2 separate regions of the Homo sapiens genome follow, and region 2 is linked to region 1. Evidence: chromatin loops called from intact Hi-C (ENCODE). Cell type or tissue: endothelial cell of umbilical vein. All regions are shown on one strand. Links, peaks and the distances in the headings refer to the core of each region. The heading gives the core; the rest is flanking DNA. Region 1 overlaps LINC02058 (long intergenic non-protein coding RNA 2058). Region 2 overlaps ARB2A (ARB2 cotranscriptional regulator A).

The links. Hi-C counts contacts between places; a loop is a spot of excess contacts. Peaks named below come from ENCODE experiments on the same cell type or tissue, not always from the same donor. Only the 100,000 strongest peaks of a DNase experiment are listed, where the experiment ranks them.
Region 2: it touches region 1 in a loop (3-fold over the local background); 2 of 110 quality-filtered maps call a loop at or near these places.

The regions. Positions count from the first base shown.
Region 1 is chr5:92,902,386-92,914,158 of GRCh38, forward strand. It overlaps LINC02058 (long intergenic non-protein coding RNA 2058), which reads right to left. Exons shown (of 3, transcript XR_001742811.3): 2 at 11,621-11,750; 3 at 9,731-11,500. Among named protein-coding and RNA genes, the nearest start is that of LINC02058, 32 kb to the right of the region's middle. In endothelial cell of umbilical vein, for the core only: a CTCF peak has its summit at 7,302 (motif pointing right); DNase peaks (open chromatin) are centred at 5,716 and 7,316; H3K27ac peaks cover 1,024 bases.
Region 2 is chr5:93,909,611-93,921,383 of GRCh38, forward strand. The region is part of intron 6 of ARB2A (ARB2 cotranscriptional regulator A); the gene reads right to left. Among named protein-coding and RNA genes, the nearest start is that of POU5F2, 170 kb to the left of the region's middle. In endothelial cell of umbilical vein, for the core only: a CTCF peak has its summit at 5,691 (motif pointing left); a DNase peak (open chromatin) is centred at 5,651.

The DNA.
Region 1 (11,773 bases), core at 2,444-10,443:
CCTGAAATCCCAGACTATATCCTATGCTTTATTTAATATTTCTGGAAATGAAGTTTCTGCCCCAAAAAAGTATTGTTAGAATATATATTTCATTAACTACCTTTACGTATTATTTGTGTCCTATGTTTACTGCTGTTTCTCATTACTAAATGTACTAGAAGAAGAATATATGTTTAATAAGAATGTTGTTTATAATTGTATTCCTATGTGTGAGATACTGTGCTATATATGTCCAAGATCTGCTGGTTAAAACACACACACATACTGCTTTGGTATAAATATGTTTTGGATTGTTTTGTTTTTTAAAAGTATATTGACATCTTAAAATCACACAAGAGATGTTTAATACACAAGATTGCTCACTTAGCAAGTTGATTCTTAGAGGAAATATAAACAGTAAAATTATTAAATAATGAAAACAAAGTTTAAACAACAAAACCAGAATGGATACAATAAAATGAGTATTGCCAATTTCAAGTTAGTCACTATAAGAGGGCAGACCCTTATTCCACTGTTCCGAATATTTTTGGAAGTCCTCTTTCAGGAATTCTTAGGTATCTTTGGTATAGACCCTTTGAAATATTCTTAGTGATGGTGCATCTTCATCAATTGAGGTCAGATTTTATTTTTAGAAAGAGCAGAAAGCCAATCAAAGCCAAGTCTGCTGAATGAGATAAGTGATCAAGCTGAGTCTTTTCACTTCTGATCAAAATCAAAGCACAGTTATAAATCCCAAAGTGATGTGTTTATGTGGCTTTATAAGTTTCTACTGGCATTAAAGACAATTTTAGAGAAAACTTACAAATATGTTCTGAGTATCATTAAAATATGTTATTAACTACCTAAGATAATGACTTTGAAGAAAAAATTCATTTGGATGTATAGCTTTTAATGTACTTTTTTTTAAAAGGAGAAAAAACTAGGGTTTTTTTCAAACACTATACATCAAAATGAAATCTAGGTGAACTAAAAATGTATTTTTATAATTAAACCATAAAAATCTAGAATAAATTATAGCTGACTTATCATAACAAGAAAGTGAGAAACTTTAAGGAGCATATTAAAATAATTGGTTAAAAAATAATGTATCAAAAAATGCATTTAGAAAATTAAAAGACAACATATGGAAAAATGAGGTTTAGTAAATTTACACATTTTTAAAATAAGATATTTTTCACATTAGAAAAAAGCCTTAAATTTTTATACTCACTGGAAAAAAATACAAGTGCTCTCTTAGGCTATAGGATTATAAACTGGCACAACCTTCCTCTAAGGCAAGTTGGCATATGTAAGAAATGCCTGAAAAATGTGCCTTTGACCAGTCAGTTAATTTATAAAAATATATTTAAAGAAAGTATTATGAATGTGCACAAAAATTTTTATTCAGTTGAGTTCTGTGTACTAGTGAAAGAAAGAAAAATAATCTATGCCCAACTATTAGAGGGTTAAATTAATAAATTTTGATATTTCCATATAATAGAATAAACAATGAAAGAACAAATGTTGATAATACCCATGTTGTCAAACAATAACACAACTACAGCTATTTTACTTCTTTCAACAAACATTGAATCTATTTTCAAGTAATCTTAATTCAATTATTTAATGAAAAATAGACCATTGACATCTGGGGCTGTGTGTGTGTGTGTGTGTGTGTGCATCACTGATTTGTACTTTTGAAACACTCCTATGCTGGCTATGTTGTAATTTCTTTTCATTTCTCCTGGATAAAGAATTATCTCTATTTGTAGAAGTTTTCTCACTAACAATACCATGCACTTTAGTCTACATTAGAATGAAGCTGCACAGGACTCTGCTTCTTCTTCTGCCTGTACAGAGCTGTCTTCTTCAATGAGCACATTGTACTGCTTTTCCTTCTCTTCCGGAGAGAGGAGGTTTCAGAGAAAGTGATATAAAGTTTGTGATTATCGCTTCAGAATTGAAACTGTTTTTACTGGCCCTTTAAATCATAGAGAACAATACTGCCCAAGCCACTGATATCCTATCTATATCGGGTGGCCACTTAAATGTTATTTTTCTGCAGATCTTTGCACCTTTTCACATGTGTTTTCTTTAAGTTAAAACAAAAATAAATATGTTTTTGATTATTCATTTATTTCGGTCTGTTAAAACTTGAGCTCCTTCAACTTATTTCGTGTTGGTTTAATTGCTTATAGAGGTTAAAATACTTTCAATGAAATAACCAATCTTGTACTCATTCTACTACGTAACAGAGGGTATTTTCTTAGGATTTGTAAGGAAAATTCCCGAGTACCTTTTAGAAATTTTAGTATGTCTCAATTAAAATAAAATATTATTTTTTTGAAAAAAAGCTAAAATGTGTCAATTAGAAAAATGAGACTTATTGAAATTTCTGTAAAATAAATCACACATTTATATGACTTTCAGAAATATTGATAAAAGAATTTTAATAATCATATTTATATTGTGGACTCAGGACAAGGTAAAAATATGTGCCCTTTTATTTACTTACTATCTAAAAATTAAAGGATTTATTCTGAATTTTGTTAATATGAATCAAGTTCTATGTAAGCTATGGATATAATACAGTTATATTTCTTACTTTGGTGAAAAGTGATTTCACAGGAGTAGTGTAGAACCCCTGTTAAAATCATGAGTCACACATAGTCCGTTTGAGTCGTGGTCTTGCCACACTACCTATGTTACCTGGGAAGCTGCTCTATTTCCTCCTAGGTATAAAAGGCATGACAATTCGTATTTTGAAAGTTCATTAAAAGGCAACTGAAATAATATATAAAGAACTTTAGAGAGTTATTTGCTCATAATAAGCACTAAATAAGTGGTTGCTATCATTGTTACTGTTAATAATATCAGTTTTAAAGTTTACTAAATATCATTGTCTTCTTCTGAATTGCTCCATCACTAGGGCAAGTTGCCTCTCCAAGATCCATTTCAATTTTGACTTGTTCCTATACTTCCTTGATTTTTCTGGCTCTTATTGATCTCTCTAATTGCTTCATTAGTGATTCTTACCCCTTTCCCCCAAGTGAATTGTAAATTCATAGAGATCAGGGATCATGCCTTCTATTACTTCTATTATTTCTGAATTCCTTAAAATATATTTATTATCTCATTGTTATGGTTGTTTATTGCTATATAATATACAATCCCAAAACTTAGTAACTTAAATGACAGCCATCTTATTAAGTCTCGTAATTTCTGTGGGTCAAAAATTTGGACGGAACATTGCTGAGTGATTCTTCTATTCCAGGTCACTGACAAGTGACAGAGTTACTTGGTGGCATTCACCCAGCAGATGGACATGGAAAGTCAAACTTTACTCACATGTTCGGTGCCTTGGCAGCACTAGTGGGAATATTGGGCATGGGTGGGAGTGTCAGTAAGAGTGCCATTGCCTACATATGGAGTATGTGTCTTGCCCCTCCAGGATGGTGACATCATGGTAGTTGGGCTTCTTACCAGCTCAAGTTCCCAAGTGCATGACCTTATATTACTCAGCCTCAGAAGGAAAGTAATTGTAGGCCCACTCAGGTGCATGGGAGGGGACATAGAGCCCATCTTTTGATGGGTGGAGTGTCAAATAATTGTAGCCATGGCTTAAAACTGCCACAATCCTCTATGACACAAAGAATCCCTTGAGAGTGGACACTATATGCTGGTCACAGTTATATCATCAACTACGTCTTATAGATCAGAAGATACTCAATAAATAATTTTTAAAAGAGCCAATAAGGCATTAGCTTTGAAAAAAATTATTAAAAACTTAGCCTTTTTTCATAGTCTCTGTAGTTAAGAAAAATTAAACTAATGATTTTGAAGTTTTTTTTTATACAGAATCTAGTCTTTACTAACCTTTTCTACCATGAAACCATGACTATATTGAAAATTTTCTCATTTCTGTTTCCTTGAACTCCTAGCCTCGAGCAATCCTCCTGCATCAGCCTCCCAAAAGTCCTGGGATTACAAGCATGAACCACTGCACCTGGCTGCATTAGTGTTTCCTAAGCTTTATTAGTTTCTGACTCAATCTCTTTTCCTTTTGTCATCTCCTGTGTGTGTGTGTGTGTGTGTGTGTGTGTGATTTGAAGTCAGAAGATATGATGTTTTCTGCCAATAATTCTGTGTAAGCCACTTCTTCAGTCACATTTGCTCTTTTGTAACAATAATGTGGCTAAGTTAGATGATATTTAAGGCTTCATACAGCTCTACAACTCTGCAACTATAGGTTTATTATTCTTATAATAATATGAGAGAGAGGCATAGCATGGTACTAAGAGTACTGGTATTGTAGTCAATAGGGCATGGATGTTTGTTCCAGACCTGCCACCTGCTAGTGGTATAACTTTTAGAGATAATAATTTCTCTATTAAGTTTTCAGGGTTGTGGTAAATCTAATGACATAATGAATATGATAACCTGTAAAGAGTCGCATGTAATGGCCGAGAAACATTTCTCTATCCTCTTACGAGGCCAGGGAAGAAGAAAGTTATAAAGGGTTTTAAAGAGGACGTGTCATTACACTAAATACAATTTTGGAGCACTTCTATGAACAGGCATCTATGCTGGAACATCTCCGGCTCCAAAACCTGCAACTAAGCACGGCCTATGCAAATATTATCCTTTTTCCTTATTTGGAGGCTGCATTTCTAATCATTGAAAACATGCACATTGTCAGGGAAAGACACTGATAATTCAGCCACTGAGCCAGTATAGAGAAGTTATTCATTCCTGGGTTCAACCCAAGGTCAAAAACATCAAACCCCAACCATTAAGCAAAATGGTGACAGGCATGGTAGAGATGACCTGGAGTAAATATATTGCACAGAGGAAGCAAGGTCAGGAATACAACAGGCCTGAAAAAATGTTGCAGAGACAAAGTCAGGAACAACTAGTTTAGAGTTCAGAGGTGTACATGAACAGAATCTTCCAGATGGAATAAAAGAGACCAGCAAAGGAGGAACCAGCCACCAACAAACTGGAGATGCAATGGAAATCCTCTGTGTCTAACTGCATTTATAAGCTGCATATCCTTCCAAACTCCATCTTCTCCACAGTCCAGACCTCCTTACCTTGGACAAATCTGGTGAAGACATAGAAAGCAATGTATTCTTACTTTCTTGCTGAAGAAGACAGTTTGTTTTGGCCTTCCGTGCTCAGAGTAAAGATAGGGCTCACTTCTTAAAATCTGTCTCTTCAGTCAGCTTGAGCCCAACACTGTTTTGGATGTATTATATTTTAACGTTCCCATTCAAAGGATGTTGAATCCAGTAGGTTTAAGAACACTCACTTTTTTTATTAGTGCGTACTTTTGTTCTCAGCAATGAGAATTTCTTCCTAATATTGTTTCAGTTCATCTAGGCTTAACAGAAAACATCACCTGTACCAGGGCAATATAAAAAATATACCTCTGTGTCTTGGGCCTAGGTGTGAATGGCACTATAATGGTTTGGTTGTGGGGCTATAATGTGTGATAATTTATGAAAATATAGAAAGGAATGGCCAATTTCTACATCCTGTTGTCCATATGGTGAAAGTCAAGAAAGGGTCAAGCTCTGCCTTGCCTTTGTTTAAAACACCTTTTTGAAGCCCAGTTCTTGGCCTGCCACTATGGAGACCTCTTCTGCAGCTCTGGGTGTCTGGGAAATGCCTGTTTCATTAGGACTCCTGACCCCTATCATTTTACACTTCAGAAGGAGTGACCAGCTCACTTAAAACAAAGAAGCTTTGACCTTTCTCCCCTTCTGAAACCAAAAACAGATGAAATTAAAGTGACTCATTTCCGGTTCTAAATATACTCTAAGAAACATCTTTTTCAAGTAGTTTTGGGCTGCGAGTTTTTAAAAAAAATTTTGCCTTGTTTTTATTTTATATTTCCACATAAGTATCTCATTCCCTTTTTGTCAAGGTCAATGTATTTATTACTTATATTCATGGTGTAACTCACTATACTTTATTTTTCCTTCCAGCTTTCTTACTTTCTTCCTCTTTTTTCTTCTTTTTTTATCTGTGTTGTTTATAACTGTGACCCTTGATCTTCCAAGTCTTAAAACAGCTTGGCTTTCAGCAGCTAAATCTGACAAGGTCAGCATTTTTCTATTTATTCTGAGAATACTGTTTACCCTCTGGGGTTTTTAAAAGCAATTCTGTAAAACATCACTTGGAAAAGTTTGTAGCATTCATTGAGACTTCCATAAAGTCAGAACACAATAAATGACAATTTCTTGCTCTGATTTTTGAAGTTTCAGACAATCATCACTACCTGATCATTTGGTGCCTAAACAGCTGCACTGACCAACATTTTAAAATTAAAATTATTAGATTAAAACAATCAATATTATATAAATATAATTTATTTTACTTCAGTAGAATGCCTTTGACAACTTTAATCAAAACTAAACAAATAACTCTTGAGTTTTGCCTTTCAGAAAATACTTCCATTAGAAATTGCATACACAGACATTATACTATTTATTTTAAGTTTTGAATGAGGATACAGAGGAAGCAGGCCTTTTCCGTAGCCAGGCTGTAGAACAAATCTACTTTTGATCAGAACTTAAGTTGCGAGACAGTTGGGGATCATAACTTATACTTAAGATACAAAATCTGTTTCTGAGCTGGTGAAATTGAGAATGTTAGTAGAGAAAGACTAATGCATTTTCAAAGGTTCAAAGATATTCTACCAGGCCTGGTACAGCTCTACATTCACTAGAGCTACTGTGGACACCTCTGCATCCCTGTGAACAGACCAGTTTACAAACTTTGAGATCAAGCTGAAAATATAACTTCCTAGCTGTGCAGTTTCAGTTCAGAAAGTCTCACCACTGCATCCAGAATTCTCTGCAATAGGCTTGATGGGGAAGCCAAAGTATGTAATATGTTCCAATCTTGTTAAGAAGCTTATTCACTAGACTATAAGGGGAAAAAAAAATTAACTCCAGAAAATGTACTGCATTAACAAACTGAGACTCTCTGGTGGTAGACAGGCTTGGAGAGGGGTGAGAGTATAAGTGTGCCATTGCAAATGTTTTGTAGTGTCTTCGGGAAGAGTGGGGCTCTTGAATCCCTAGCTCAGGAGAATCAAGGAGCAGGTGGTGCCTGGGAGGCTAAACACTGCTAAGTCTGCATTTATTCCTTTAGCTGTATCTGTGCATTAATTCAATAAGATGGTCTAATAAAATAATGCATTTTCAAAATGCTTAGCTGGCATTTGGGGAGGGGGTGGGCATTTTCATTATTTACTAAGGAATGCATTTTGAAGGAATTTGTGACTGAAGACAGCTTGCGCTGTAGGCTGCTCTCGCCTCCAGGGGTCACCCTTCCCTTTAATGACTATACAACAATAGTCTGAGACCCCCACCCTCAGGGACTTTAGTCTTTTAGCAATTTCTCGTGCCCTAGTAACTCTGAGAATTCCAGAGACTGCTTATATGTCTCAGAACCTGTGCTGGTGGTCGCTTTCACCCCTCCCAGCCATCTGTCTCTGTCTACAGTCACACCCTCCGCCGGCACCCTCTGGCTGCCTGAGTCTGACTTCCCTCAAGCCATTTCTGCTCCCTTCATGCCATTTTGTGCTAAGTGTGGACATGAGTCTGTCTCATTATTCCCCACAGCACAGTCAATAGCAGGTTCAAATATCTAACAAAATTTTGCTGAAGGCTTAGGGATAACTGTAAGAAAGAAATAATAAGAAAAAAAAAGAAAGAAAATAAATATAGAATAAAACACTAGATTTATATGACTTCCCCAAGTGTGCACACCTCCAGAAGCTTCCTCCTAAACGTCTCTCTCCTTTATACACACACACACACACACACACACACACACACACCCTTCTTACTTCACATTATACTGGCTAGCCTGCTTCTGTCTCATCTAGAATTAAGACCCTCAAATTCTTTGTGACCTCCACAGGGGGAAACTTTATTTTCTTGAAAGAAAACATGATGTGATCTGCAAAGAATACGATTATTTGTATTATCATATATGGGAGTTTATCTCACCAATATATCAAAATTTCTCATTCAAAATAAAATATTTGCTTTATCTTATTTTGATCAAGATGGGAGGAAAAGCTGTGCAGTTTAAAGGACAGGATGTTCCTTTCTTCCAGTAGTTAATTTTCAAACAAATTTTGGTGACCACCTGGGTACCCTGTTTCACTGGTAAGTTCGTATCTAAAATGAAGCACCCAGTGTGATTTAAGGAGAGGTCCTGGCATCTTGAGATCACTCAGAATCAAAGGCAATATGCGAATATCAAAGCTGCAAGTATAAAGGGATAAGGCAAGAACTGGAGCCTGCAGGCTGATGAGTCCCCTAGTTCTAGCCTTAGCCAGTGTAGACTGAGGATAGCAACACTTTTGGGGGAAAAGCGAGTGACTGTGTACGGAGAGTCATGAGATGGAAAAGAAAACTGCAAAAGTGATCAGAAACTCAGATTTTTAACATATTATGTCTTCTTGGTGGAATGGAATTTTCTTTGTAAAGACTAGGGGTTGATTAGAAAAACCCGGGAAGGTTAACTCTGAGTTAGCCTGGGGTAAAGATGAGAGACATGACATAAAACGTTTCTCTGAAGTCTGTCATTGTGCTTTTACCTCCCCTGATCTGCAGGGACTTAAACATGTAGGCACTCGGACAGGGCAATAATTTGGTTTCTCTGCAAACCAGTATAGTTAAAATATTTGTTCCCATTTATTCAGAGCAGGACTTCATGAGGGAAAGATTAAGAAAGAAGAGTCCCATTGGAAGCAGCTTTCACCTCTGACCTAGAACTCAAATACCTCACTCAGTAAACTGAAGACATTTCTGGGAAAATATGTTGTTGACCAGCTACTGTTATTTGACCAGTTCATCCTCACTCCGAGTGGCTTTTCAAAGTATGTCACTCAAAAGTGTACATATATTATGTTCCTTGGAATTTTTCTGATAAATATAATTCTTCCATCCTGTTAATTTTCTAATAATGTCCTAGTACCCTTAAAGACAGCAGCCCTGGGCACTGCCCATCTAGTTCACCTCTCAGTATGACTTGGCCAGTCTCATACCAGTGCCTCCTGGAGTTATTGATGTTAGTACCATTGAATACACATACCTTCTTTCCTGCTTATCTACATGACAGAAAACAAAAAGTGCATCTCAAAGCACAGGATCTTGGCTCAGGTGGACTCCTACTAAATGCTGTTCAATTGAAATGAATAGAAGTGCTGGGTCTAAGGGCATGAAGAACTATTGTTTTTAGAGGCCAAGGTGCATAAGATGTATATCTAAAATATTCCTGAGCTTCAGTCATCTGAGTGTGGTAAGTCAAATGAAGTTTGAGGACACTTCTTTGTACCACTGAGTCTTAAGGAAATATTTCTTAAAAATTTCCCGAGGACTATGCTAACATTCTAACTTGTTTAATAAATAGAACTTTGTGGACTTCACAACTCTGCCACTTCATTAACATGTTTTGCATGTAAATTTCTAATTGGTTTCTTTATACTCACTTTTAAGATGAATACATTCTTCTGTGTTAACATTTTATATAAAATCATGGTCTAGACTTGTACATGTACTGCTAAAATTAAATCATCAATAATCACTATCTAAAATGAATTACATTCTAAAAGCTCTGGCTAATGATTTATCTCTTCTTCATGGAACCGATCTCTATCAGATTGATTTATGTAGCAACCAATCATGTTTCAGTAAACTGCAGCATGCACATGCATCTTAAATGATGATAAGCTGTGACTGTCCATTTATTTGTATAACACTAGCAACAACACAAAAAAGAAAGAAAAGAAGGAAAAAGAAAGTCCCCACCTCTTACAAAAGCATCACAGGATGACCAAATCCTCTAAGAAATGATAATGGCCAATTCTATATCAAATTTCAGAATTACTGATATAGTATCATGCATATGCAAAAACAGTCACAAAAATGGTGAACATTAAAATGGTGACATTTGATACAGAGAATTCTTTGCCTTTGCATGTTTACATTATTTGCTTTGATAGCAAGGTACCTTTTTGCACATTAACATTATTTGCTTTGATAGTCAATGCTTTTGTTAGTTGTTGAAGTGATTGACAACCTCATGCTGTTCTATTTAATTGCCTTTTCTGCAATGCAAGGTTCTGTGTTTAGAAGATGCTGTTTCATAAATAAATCCAAAGTGTGTGTGTGTGTATGTGTGTGCCTGTGTGTGAACTACAGAGGTTTCATTTCTCAAGCTAATTCTGTAACTATTCAGCAACAGCTGTCGCCATATTTATCTGTATTTACACTGGAGTTCATTCTCATCTTTCATGTTTTTTGCCTTTTCCGTATTTAAGGAAACTCACGGATGTCCTTAAGTGAATGAACACCTTTTTACGAAGCTATTCATGTTTGAGGAAAGAGTAGAGATATTGGACATATCATGTTTTAGCAAAATGTGTAGAAGGTTTAAATTTTCAAGACCTAAACAATTATTTCCCACAAGACTACTCCTAAGATTTAAAACCCCTCAACATTTTGCATTGTGCCTAAATTTACTTTATATCTTTTGCATTTGTTCTCTAAATTAATAGTAAAGTAGCATCTTTTTCTAGTTAACAAATATAATACAGAAACACTTCTGCTAAAGGGTTTGCCACATGATTTTTAAAACTCTCTCATTGAGAGTTTGGTCAACATTATTGAGTTAGACAATATATGTAATTCAATATTGTTAAAATCTTTAACAAATTTTTATTATTTAACCTAAAAATGAAGTTCAAATAATTCTTAAAAGTAAGTTATAATTAAGACATCTTATTATAGTTGTATTCAGGACATGTTTCAAGACAGTTATTACGCTTTTTTGAAAATGTGGTCAACTCTTGGTTTTTTGTTATAAAGCTAGATGATTTTTAACACATTGGATAACAAATTCTGTAGGATTCTACAGCTCAACATGCATGGAATAAATGCTATGGTAACTTGTTCCTCATCCTTTGCTGTGAGCATAAGTTTAAAAAAACAATGAATTCAGTGGTAGAGAAATTAATTTCAGACTGATGTTTCTAACTAGTCTGAGAAATAAAAGTTGGATCACTTGTGATTATCCAATTGCTAAATGAGGCAGAGTGATTTTTTTAAATGCTGAAATATAAATCCTGACAGTGCCACTCAGTCACTGTTAATTGTATAAATCTCTTAACGATTTTTTGTTTGCTTTGAGATAGTGTCTCCATCTGTCACCCAGGCAGGAGTGCAGTGGCGCAATCTCAGCTCACTGCAACCTCTGCCTGCTGGGTTTAAGCAATTCTCTTGTGCCTCAGCCTCCTGAATAGCTGGGACTACAGGTGTGCACCACCATACCTGGCTAATTTTTGTATTTTTAGTAGAGACGGGGTTTCGCCATGTTGATCAAGCTGATCTTGAAATCCTGACCTCACACAATCTGCCCACCTCAGCCTCCCGAAGTGCTAGGATTACAGGCATGAGCCACCGCATTCGGCCAACCATTCTGAGTTCACTTTTTTCATCTGTAAAATAAAAATAAATAGTAACTACTTTATAGGAAACAACCAACACTGGATTATGTGGAGGGAAGGGAGCCAGGAGAATAAATGCCCAGCCCTCACTCTCCACTTTCTGTATCTCACCTCACAATGGACAAATCCAACCCCAGTCTGGAAGGCAGGAGACCATGGATACAGTTCCCAGGGAGTCTCCAGAGCAGAGAGCAGGATGCAGAATGGTGAAGAGTGGATTCTGAGACATAAATGGAAAATGCTAGAATAGACATGAAAAAAAAA
Region 2 (11,773 bases), core at 2,255-10,254, 1.0 Mb after region 1:
TTGGTAAGTAAAAACTATAGGAGGTATAATATAAAACTAATTTACTATTTTCAAAAGCCTAAAATAATCCTCTTGAAAAAAATTAAGGTTTCCTTTTCCTATTAAAATTTTCAGTTTTTTTGTTGAAAATATGAAAGCCCCCCTACTTAAATTAAAATATAGAATAAAGAACAAAACCAATGTAATTCTTTTTCTACTGGATATTATATAATTGTATATAACAATATTTTAAGTCTTAAAGAGGGTTTTAAAAATTTTTGCAGAGAAAGATAATTATCTATTATTAACAAAATGACTAATTCTTAGCTATACAAATTTATTGTGATGAAAAAGATTGCACATAAACAGAATAAGTATTAACTATAGGAATTATAAAAAAATCTAACTTCCTTACTTTTAAATATATTCAAACATTTGTAACTACATTGACATAGCTGTCTGCTAATACAGGTGCATCTATTCTATACTAGCCATATATATATATATCACTGACTTCATTCATTTATTATATATTTATCACAATAAAATTAAATGACAAAACAAAATACAACTTTGTAGTAGACATACAGGGCAGAAAATAAACTTACATGTACTGATATACTTATTTACACATTACTCTTTATTACCTATTCTCTGATAAAGTATATTTCCATGGGGGGGCAATTATATAACTATATGATCTTCTTAAAGCCTTGAAAAACACATCTGATACAAAAGAATATAAAGACCAAAATGCTGAAAAAAGTATAGATGAACATTTTTTTAAATGCAGTAACATATGTCCTTTTACAGTATGATTCTAAAAATGTTCAGAAAAAAATCTAAACTATTTAAGGTGCTTTAAACAAATATGTAGAGTATTTTATTGGGTAAACTACTTAGGTAAAATAAGCATTTTCCACATTGCTTAAAAAAGACAGCAAGAAACATGCCATAAATATTTTAGTAACAAAAGATTTTAACAATACATACTATACTACTTTAGTTCTTCACAAGACATATCTGACCTGATCCGAAATAGAACATGATAAATACTGTTCAGATATAATATATGTGGTATTGTGACACATAACTAGCACAAAAGCTCTTTCTTTAATCAAGCAATCATAATTGTCAAGGCATATACAAAGAATGAGACCTAAAATACAGTTAACATTTTAAACTACAGGGAAAAAACACATTATTTCATATGCTATGCACTCAAGAAGACATTTATATTGCAATTTTCTTACTGCTATTGTGACAGGGGAAAAAATTCTAATAGCTTCAGAATCATATGTATTCAGCTTTTTTTTGAACATCTATAAAACATAAAAACAGTTTAATGTTCATTTCCTACAAGAATTCACATTCAGAAGAGAGTCATCAAAATTTACTACATGTAAGATAAGTAATACTGACAGCGTTCTCTAGCTTAACATTTCCCCTGAATCCTCTCATTGTTGTTTAACATTACTGTATACTGGAAGAGTACGTTTCTTTTTGTTACAGTGTGCTGACTTACAGCATTTAGAGCAATATTAAGTTCTCTTTAGGAATACAGAGAACTTTCTAATACAGTCTGAAAAAATTCAAAGTAGAATCTATATTATGGAAATTAAGAATCTAGCAGCAATAATATAGGTTTTGAAACCACTAAATTTGTAGGTAAAAAGACTCAGAATACTGTAAATTTCAATTAGACCCTTGCGATTGTTTTCCTTTGTAGTAATATATCGGAATACATTTTGTCAAGATTTCTTTAATCGAAACCAAAACCCACTAATATTTGTCTTGGATTATTCTCTTGAGATATTCACATATGTTACATGGAAGAAAGAAACTTAACAACTAGAAAAAAGCTTGAAAGAAGGCTTCTTTGGAAATCTATGAAGAAGTACACAGAATTATTGAATTAAAGCAAGAAGATCATTTCAATGCTTAGTGCATTCTAAAGCATTTATATCTAGCAAGTAGATGAGACAAAATAGGAAAAGGTTCACCTTTCTACAGTTCATGTTGTTTGTGGCATTAGTCACCACACACACACACACACACACACACATACACACAAACACATTTCATAGAAATCACACTCCTACAATGTTCTTTTTAATCCGTGTCTGAGATCTGAGTGATTGTATGTTACACTTCTCTTTCTTTGATCTTCCTCAGTACTCAGCTCACTGTTAACTGTCCTGGGTGGTCTCCCATCAGGGCTTAGTGATCAGTGTCCCTCTCTATTGGCTGCCTTCTAGGGATTCCTATCAGCTGTATTCTTACATGCATCTGACAACTTTATTAGCTCACTCGGATTGTGCTTCAGAACATCTCCACAGCACATATACTCTTTCTCAAACAATCACACTTTTGTAGTTGACACAGAACAAATAATTATATGAACACTTCAGCTGTTATACTCAATAATAAAGTCGAAATGAAGAGAAATTTCACATTATGTATAAGTCAGAGCTTAGTTTTCATGTTCAGACTAAAAAAATCAATTCTAGATTGATTTTTGTGTATATATCGTTATTGTCAGAGGATTAATTGATGAATTTTTCATTTGATGAGTCAGTTGGAATAAGCTCTGAGGCACTTAGTGAGCAGAATTCTAATTTACTCTGGTTCTTCACACTCTGCAGTAAACTCATCAATTTTGATATTTTATCATAATTTGCTTGCTCCCAAAATGTTCAGAATAAGGTTCCAACACAAAATGAAAGGTATTTAGTACTGTGAATATCTTTGTATTTCTAGGCTATGTCATTAGTGTAATTTGGATTTTGAAAACTGATTGAACCCTTTTAAAAGATATTAAACCTCTGTCTGATTCAACGTGTCCATTTTGAGTTTTTATTTCATTATGATCTAAATCTCCACTGTATAGCTAGTTTCCATCCACTTACCTAAAAAGTTCTGCAAAGCAAATATAATAACACTTCAAAAACACCATATTTATAACCTGACAGTGTAAAATCACACATTAAAATTATGGAAATTTTATTTTGGTCCCAAAAAAGGCATATTCCCATGATAAACAAAAAAAACTTAAAAATCCTAAATATTTTCTAAGAAATATTAAATGCATTTTATTGCCCAAATACCATACTTGCTAAAAAATTTAAAATTTCATAGTATACTTTCAAGTGCCTCACAAGAATAAAGACAAGCAAATAATTCTTCATATTTCTTTTTCTTCTTCATATTCCTTACTGAACACAACATCTTAGAATATAGCTGTGTTTTCCAAAGGTAATCTGCCACACCTCTAAGATCTTCTATGCATTTATTTTTCATGTAAAGGAAGACCATTTTTTTAAAAAAAAATTTAGCATACATATTACTTTGGAAAATTTAAGTTAATAAACAACTGTCATAACTAACTGTATCAAAGTTCTTTCAGAGATAATTTCTTCTCCCTCTGGAGTTTGCTTTTAGGTTATTCTTTTCAATAACATCTTTACGTTTATTATTTTCCCCATAGTCTCCTTTTTCTCTGTACTTCTGGTGCTAAGTCCTTGCCCTAATTCTAAGGCTGGTGAGAGCAGATGTGGCATATTGCTCTGATTCCCCACACTTAATCTTCCTAAAAGGGTCCCATATGTAGAGTTTCTATAGTCAAAGGGGCTGGAAAAGCCTCCTTCTGTGTTTAAACTAATCAACAAGATTTTCTGTCGGCCAGGAGAAAAGTCAGTTTTGATGCTCTTACTCTCCCAGTGCTGTGAACTGTCTTCACAGAACTATCAGCATCAAGGACAGGGAGCAAGGGGTCATGTTCAGCTAAGACTCATATAACCTCCTACTTCTCTATTCTTGCAAGCGTCCCCTTTTCTACCTCTATGACCTTGTCACTTTCCTTCATTACTTTGTCCTCCTCGGATACTAGAGCCAATAACGATAGCATCTATACAAGAGAACAGCTTGGAGCATGAGCCGAATGAAAAACTGATTTCCAGTCAGTTTTGCTGTCCTATTGCTTACTTCCTTAGAAAAGGATAAAAAAAAGTCTAGATTATTTGAGCACTAACCATATCCTAAGTTCAGAACTCTCAAATAGCAGACTAAGATGGCATAATAAAATTCCCAGACAACTTTTGTGTTTAAGTAATTTTCTTTGGGTTAGTTTATATCAGTTTTTTAATATTCACTTTTAAGCCTATGTAACAAACTAAAATTTATGGTTGCTGGTCCAATATAAACTTCTACAAATTTTATGCTAAAGCTAAATGTGAAAGAATATTCCTTGAAATTATTATAGTGATTAAACTATTATAACATTGAATAATTTTAATCACACCAATTTAATGCAAAATGAGTTTAATTAATAATACAATAGACAGAGCTTGGTTTTAGAGTGTGAAATATCAAACTACACCCTCAAGATCAGTCTAGATAAAATATTCTCCTTTCTGTGACCTAGAACATCCTTCCATGGAAGATTCCTATTACAATCCCGCAGATTTAGACTACTCTTCCTACTCAAGATAGTGAACAAAGAAAGTCACAGTAGACAAACTAAACTCTGAAAAATCTGCTACATCTTATTAGCTGTCTTAAAAGGCATAAATAATGATCAAGGAGGGTTTGGGAATCTGTAGATTTTCCTTGTTAGTAACACTTTGAATTCTGTAACCATGGCTAATATAGAGCTATGAGTACTCCATATGAAAATAATGTTGTGAGGTGAATAGGAAAACTGGAAAATAAGATTCTAAATTTTCCCTTAAGTTATAGTAATCTATGCTGTAATGTAAATGTTTATAAAGTTTAACAATGTTGAAAGTGTCAGTGAGAATTAATATTTCTTAAGTTATATGCAGTTAAAATGTGAAATATGGCATCCAAAATAGTACTATCTTATTCAAAATAAATTGTTTTTGTGAGTGCTTGATTAAATAGTGAGAGAGTGAACAAAGACTGAATTTGAAATTACTTAATTTATCTGAAAATTACATTTGGATGGTCTAAGTAAAGCACTTAAATAATTAAACTATTAGAATAAGATACAGTATCTTATCAGAAATACATAGAAGCAGAATAAGAAATCATAACTCCTTTTATCTGTAAAATACTAAATTAATTTATATCCCAAATCCGGAATAAAATAAATTTCATAATTTTTTACCTAATCTAGATCTGTATAAAAACTCATTGATACAGCAGAGCAGGTGGTATTCTGAATAACTGAGGGTTATTAAGAATAACTTGTGAATAACTGAGGGTTGTTCAGAAGAACTCGTGAAAATCTTTCCTACAACGTGTTACCCTCCCTCATATAATGCTGCTTCGATAATCAGGGTCATCATTACCGAACATTGAGTAATTAACCCATTATTTTTATGCTATAAACGTGAATGGAACGAAATACTAGACTGAATATGGTAGAGGCCAAGGGATCCTTATGAAATTTGTTTTCTTGATATTCACCTCTTTCCCATAAATGTAAAAGGTAGAGGAAAAAAGTAGAAAGATTCCGTATCACATGACATGGTTACTCTTTTTACTAAATCGTTTACAGAATTAGTAACTTTCTACTTTGGTGTTCTGCTATCATCCATTACACTGTCTTCCACACTCTATCAATGACCACAAGTTTTTCAGTTGCATTCAAAGTTTCCTTTATTTGTACTGGCAAACCAAGCAATTGGGCTCTTCATTGGCTTGTTTACCTTTATGAGGTAATACTGCCATCTTGTGGACTCAAAAATATTTCTAGTAAAGACCATCAAAGACAAGTTGCATTTTTCTAACTACAGGCATAAACAGGTATTCTGTGCCCTTGCTTTCACTTACTTCTGAGAATAATGCAGTATAGGATCCTAGAGCATACCAGATAATCAAGGTTTTACTCTATGCTGAACAAAGACTTTTATTTCATCATATAATTCATCTATTCATGATCAAATTCTTGGTTGAAGCAGATAATCACAAAGATGTGGTTAACTGGGTCCAAAACACAGGTTCATAAAACTTAAAAGAAGTTGTCATGGATCATGAAGAAATGAAATAAAACTGAAGATAATATAATAACTTTCACACAAACATATGAAACCCAAATATCTGAGAACCACTAATATAGGCAATGGTTATCATCTTGAAGAATGAGCTATCTTTATGATTTTATTAACTCTCTACTCCCTCCCTCAAATCCTCAATTAATACGTGTATATTAGGTTTGCCAAGTATGGACTTTAAAAGAGAATGAAGATGATATGGAAGAAAGATACTTCATGTTGGGTAGCAAGATCATAAAAGGATTCTATATAGAAGCATTCCAGAAGAAAGATTAGGAAAGCTAGTGTGATGAGAAAGAGTTCTACCATGGCTGGATTATATTTTCATTTAATATTTGTTTCCAATACACATATCTCTTTACCAGTATTCTCAATGTATTCAAGGTTTCCAAGTACAGGATGTTGAGCTGGATGCTTTCCATATCACAGTAAAGCTGAAGTATGGGTGTTATCCCTATTTTGCAGAAAAGAAACGTTTCATCAGTCTTCACTATAGGTAATGACATATATCATTAAAAATAATTTAATTCGCTCTTGCAAGTAAGAGCATTAAATGTTATTATATAAACACACTCTCCTTCTATCATTGTGAATTGTGAGAAAAACTGATAGCACATAAGCATGAAAAACAGACAGAAGCAAACTGTCAACCCGAAGAATTTTATCAGGGCAATAACTAAGTGAGAAACAGAAACTAAGAATTACTATTTAAATGCATTTTGGCATTTAGTTTTATGCCAAATAAAAAGCAAAGCTGCTATCATCAAGCATACATTTAAATTTAAAGTATGAAATGTATATTTACAATGTATTAAAACAGTGACTAATATTATGTATTATCTATGCTCTACCAAGTTTAATAAGACAATTTAAATAGTATTTTCAACTGATGGCATTTATGCTTTAAAAATATGACCTATTTCAAGTGTGGTGTGAGGCAAAAGTAGAAATACATATTGGGTCAGCATTAATAGTCACATTTTGTTCCATCAGTTTGTAATTTCGAGAGTCTCTGTCTTGGCTTCTTCCAGCTCTGAGCATTAGATAGCTTATGTAAATTATTAGCCCCCTTCCCTCAGAACCCCCTAAACTATGTACTTTCCTGACCTCAGTTAGTAACAGCAAACTAGAGGAAACATTCCATACAATGGGTGCTTTGTATGAACTCTCTACTCTGAGCAGATCCTAAAGGAACATTAAATTCAAGGAAAGCCTTCACTTTTCGAAATATTCATGGCAGAGGTCTTCCAAGATAGATACAGGTAATAACAAGGACAGGTAGCAGCAAATGAAATTTTACAAAGAAAAGTATAAAGAGGAAAAGAAAGCATGGGGATGTTATCATAAAAAGAAAATAGAGCCATAAGCATTTGGACTATTCCATTTGTAACATGAATAAATAACTGCAGCTTACAAACATATTCTTTCCCTTCTTATAGTATCTCATTTAATCCTCATTAATCTCAACAAAATAATGACAAATGTATGCGTATTATCTTCATTTCCTAATACACCTCAGAGAAGTTAAGTAACCAGCTCTAGGGCACAGTGGCTAGGGCTAGCATTTGAACTTGGGTTTGGTCTAACTCCAAATTTTAACCCCTACTGAATTCCCCACTAATAATGTTGATGATATTGCTACAGTGCAGTACAGTTCATCTCATTTAACCCTCTGACTAACTCTGTAAAGGGGCATTATCCCCATTTTACAAATGAGAAAATGGATTCAGGAAGATCAAGTTATTTATCACAATTCACATAGCTAGTAGGAGACAAAGGAGAAACTAGAAGCCAGATCAATTTATCCCAAATCCAGTGTGTTTTCTTGTACTCCAGTTCTTTTTCTTCAAAAAATAAAAACACCTCATATAATGTTTTGCTTCATTTATTCAATCATCAAATGTTTGCATGATTGTTATGTATACTCTGTGTCATTACTGCAAAGAAAAAAAAATTATATTGTTCTTTCCTGCAACATAAAAAACAGTGGGCCAGGTGCAGTGGTTCACACCTGTAATCCCAGCACTTTGGAAGGCAAAGGCGGGAGGATTGCTTGAGTCCAGGAGTTCGAGACCAGCCTGGGAAACAAAATAAGACCTCATCTCTACAAAAAATTAAAAAAATTAGCCACACATGGCAGCACTCACCTGTAGTCCCAGCTACTGGGGGAATGGGGAGGGAGGATACCCTTCACCGAAATGTTTGAGGTAGCAGTGGGCTGTGATTGCACCACTGCACTCAAGCCTGAATAACAGAGTCAAACCCTGTCTCAGAAACAAAACAAAACAGTGGTTCTTTCAACATTTATAATGTATTTCCTTGTCCCATTTCCCTGTACCAGCCCCAAAATGTGGTTGCTTTTCAAGACTCAGCCCTCAACCCTCTGATGTCCTCTATTCTTTCTTAAGCCACATTTATAGTTTTAACTTGTCCCTTTTTGTTAATGACTCTCAATGTGGTCCTAATTTCATACCTGAATACCATTTCTTTATTCCTAAGTTTATATAAAAATAATCTCCTTTTTAAATACCTGTTTTCTCAAACTGAACCAATCAACAACTAAACTCACCAGTGTATACTCAATACAATAATCTACCTTTCCAACTTTTGTCAGTGATAGTACAAGTGTCCTGCTCTTGTCCAACAAAAAATATTACAATTACAGAAAGGAAGTAGTGGGGAGAAATTGTGTATACGCATGTGTAAACACATGTGTGGGAAGAAGTGATGTCCACTTATTAGATGTAGGACATGAAGAAGTAACTTAACTTTACATTCATAAAGTAAGTGGGAAAGACTAAATATTAGGTTACTTCCAAATTTCTTTTTTTTTTTTTTTTTTTTTGAGATGGAGTCTTGCTCTGTCGTGCAATGGTGAGATCTCAGCTCACTGTAACCTCTGCCTCCCGGGTTCAAGTGATTCTCCTGCCTCAGCCTCCCGAGTAGCTGGGATTACAAGCACCCGCCATCATGCCCAGCTAATTTTTGTATTTTTAGTAGATATGGGTTTTCACCATGTTGGCCAGGCTGGCTTCAAACTCCTGACCTTGGGCGATCTGCCCGTCTCGGCCTCCCAAAATGCTGGGATTACAGGCATGAGCCACTGCGCCTAGCCCCAAATTTCAAACTCTGTGTTCTCAGAGTCCCGTATTGCTTCCTGTATTTGGTCACTAAGTACTAAAGTTTATTTTCTTTCCCAATTTCTCTGACTTCTTCCCTGATTCTATGAAACAGTGATTCTTAACCTTGGCTGCACATTGCCATCACCTGGGATGCTTTAAAATACACTTATTCCCTCGTCAGCTCCCTTCCCCCAGAAATTCTGATGTAATTAGTCAAAAGTGAAACTTGAACAGTGGGCAGTGGTTCCCAAACTCTGATGTACATTACAATCACCCGTAAAACATTAAGCACTCCAAATTTAATCTCAGTGTTTGGTGGTAGGTATCAGGCATTAGCATTTTTCAAAGATTCCACAGGTAATTCCAGTGTCAGCAAAGTTAGGGAGAAAACAAAGTCTGGGGAAGCAGCAATGTTTTAGATATAAATTTACTTCAACTGTGTACGAATTCAATCACATATATTGTTGGGATAAGAAAGGAGGACTTGAACTTAGGGTCTAATATATTTTTATATATTTATATAAAGATTTCAAAACTTTTATAAAGATTTGGTAATTATCTCTTTAATAATTTGACTTACCTGTAAATGACACTAAAAATAATTTATTTAATTAAATTTACTGTCAAGTTTCTAGAAGAGAGAAGAATCAATTTTTTAAATAGTGTATTATTTTAGAATATTTTGGTAAAGTAGATTAGCAAAGATTTTTTTGATTGTATAAAGTGGTAATATAAGTTTTATTTCATTGTAGAATAAGGTACATAGACCATGAAGGGAATTGTAATTCTTAAGATGAAAATTGGAGAGCACGGTAACATATCTTAGGCAATTGTGATTGGCAATCATTTATAGCCCAAATGGTCGTTAGCTTTGTAAGTTTAGGTTATTAATTTGAACATTAGTATAATTTCTAGTCTTCGCCAATCTTTTTGAATTTACCCAGCTCAGAGCACTCCAATTTCTATTAGGTATCTCAAACTGCTGGAATATAAAGATGACATATATAAATACTTCTCATCCTTTTCCTCCTTTTTACTATAAGCAAGTGGGAGGGGGAAAGTAAAAACTCATGTCTCTTTCAAATGAACTTTATTTTAGAAAGTTGAATAAAAGTTTAATGAAACATCCTTACTTAGACAACTCTTTTCTAGACAAAGGTACAAGGCTTGTATTGAATGTTTTCACAAATTGATTATGAGCTTATTTTTCACACACCTAAATCTCCATAAAGTGTACATTTGCTTTATTTTTTTCTTGAGACTCTATAGAAAAAAATATATTTCTATATAGGAATTATAGTATACGATCTGTAATACATCAGGTCAATTAAAATTAAAAATCCACAGGATTCTCTGTTGTTTTATTGAAGAATAAAATAAACCACTATAGTACACAGTAGTATAAACCACTATATACTATAGCTTTAGGGCTCGTGCCTGGATCATAGGTACTGGCACATTGTTTGCGTAGTTAGAGTAATAATAAAGACTAAGTGCTGACTCTGTGCCAGGTGTGTCTTAAAATATTTACATGGATTATTTCACATAACTTCATAACGAGCCATAGAGCTCATACTGCTGCCATCTTCCCTTTTCAGATGAGGACACAGGTTTAGCAGTGTTAACACAGACCATAATTTTGTGTGACAGAATAAGATAAACATACCATTGACCCTTGAACAATATGGGTTTGAACTGTGTGGGTCCACTTATATGCAGAATATTTTGAATAAATATATTCAAAAAATTTGGGGGGACTTGTGACAATTTCAGAAAACTTACAGATGAATTGCATGGCCTAGAAACATCAAAAAAATTAAGAAGTTAGGCATGTCATGAATGCATAAAATATATGTAGATACCAGTCTATTTGATCATTTAATACCATATAATATTCACAAATATATTATAGAAAATTAAAATTTATCAAAACTTATGCACACAAGCACTTACACACCATACATGGTACCATTCACAGTTGAGAGAAATGTAAACAAATGTAAAGATGCAGTATAAAATCGTAACTGCATAAAATTCACTGCAGTTCATACTGCAGTGCTGTAATAATTTCGTAGCCATCTCCTTTGCTATTGTGTGCTCAAGTGTTGTGAATGTCCCCTTAAAATGTCATGTAATACTAATCTGTGCGAGCAGTTGTCTCTTCAGTAAATTGCATATCCCAGTAAAAAGTGATTTCTCACTGTTCTTGCATATTTTTCATTGTGTTTAGTGTAATACCGGAAACTCTGAATAACACCATGAGACTCATGAAGTGCCACTAGTGATGCTGGAAGTGCTCCCAAGAAGCAAAAAAAAGTCATGACATTACAAGAAAAAGTTAAATTGCTTGATATATACCATACATTGAGGGCTGCAGTTGTGGTTGCCCGCCATTTCAAGATAAATGAGTTCAGTGTAAAGACCATGTTAAAAAAAAAAAAAAAAAAAAGGAAATTCGTGAAGCTGTAGCTACAGCTGTGCCAGCAGGTGCAAAGCCCTTCACTGTTTGCAAAATTCCTTTTCATCTCATATTGAAAATGCAGCTTTTATGTGACTGCAGGATTGCTATAAGAAAGACATACCTATAGATTCTTATATGATTTGAGAAAAGGCAAAGTCATTACATGGAAACTTAAAGGAAGGTGAAGGATCTAA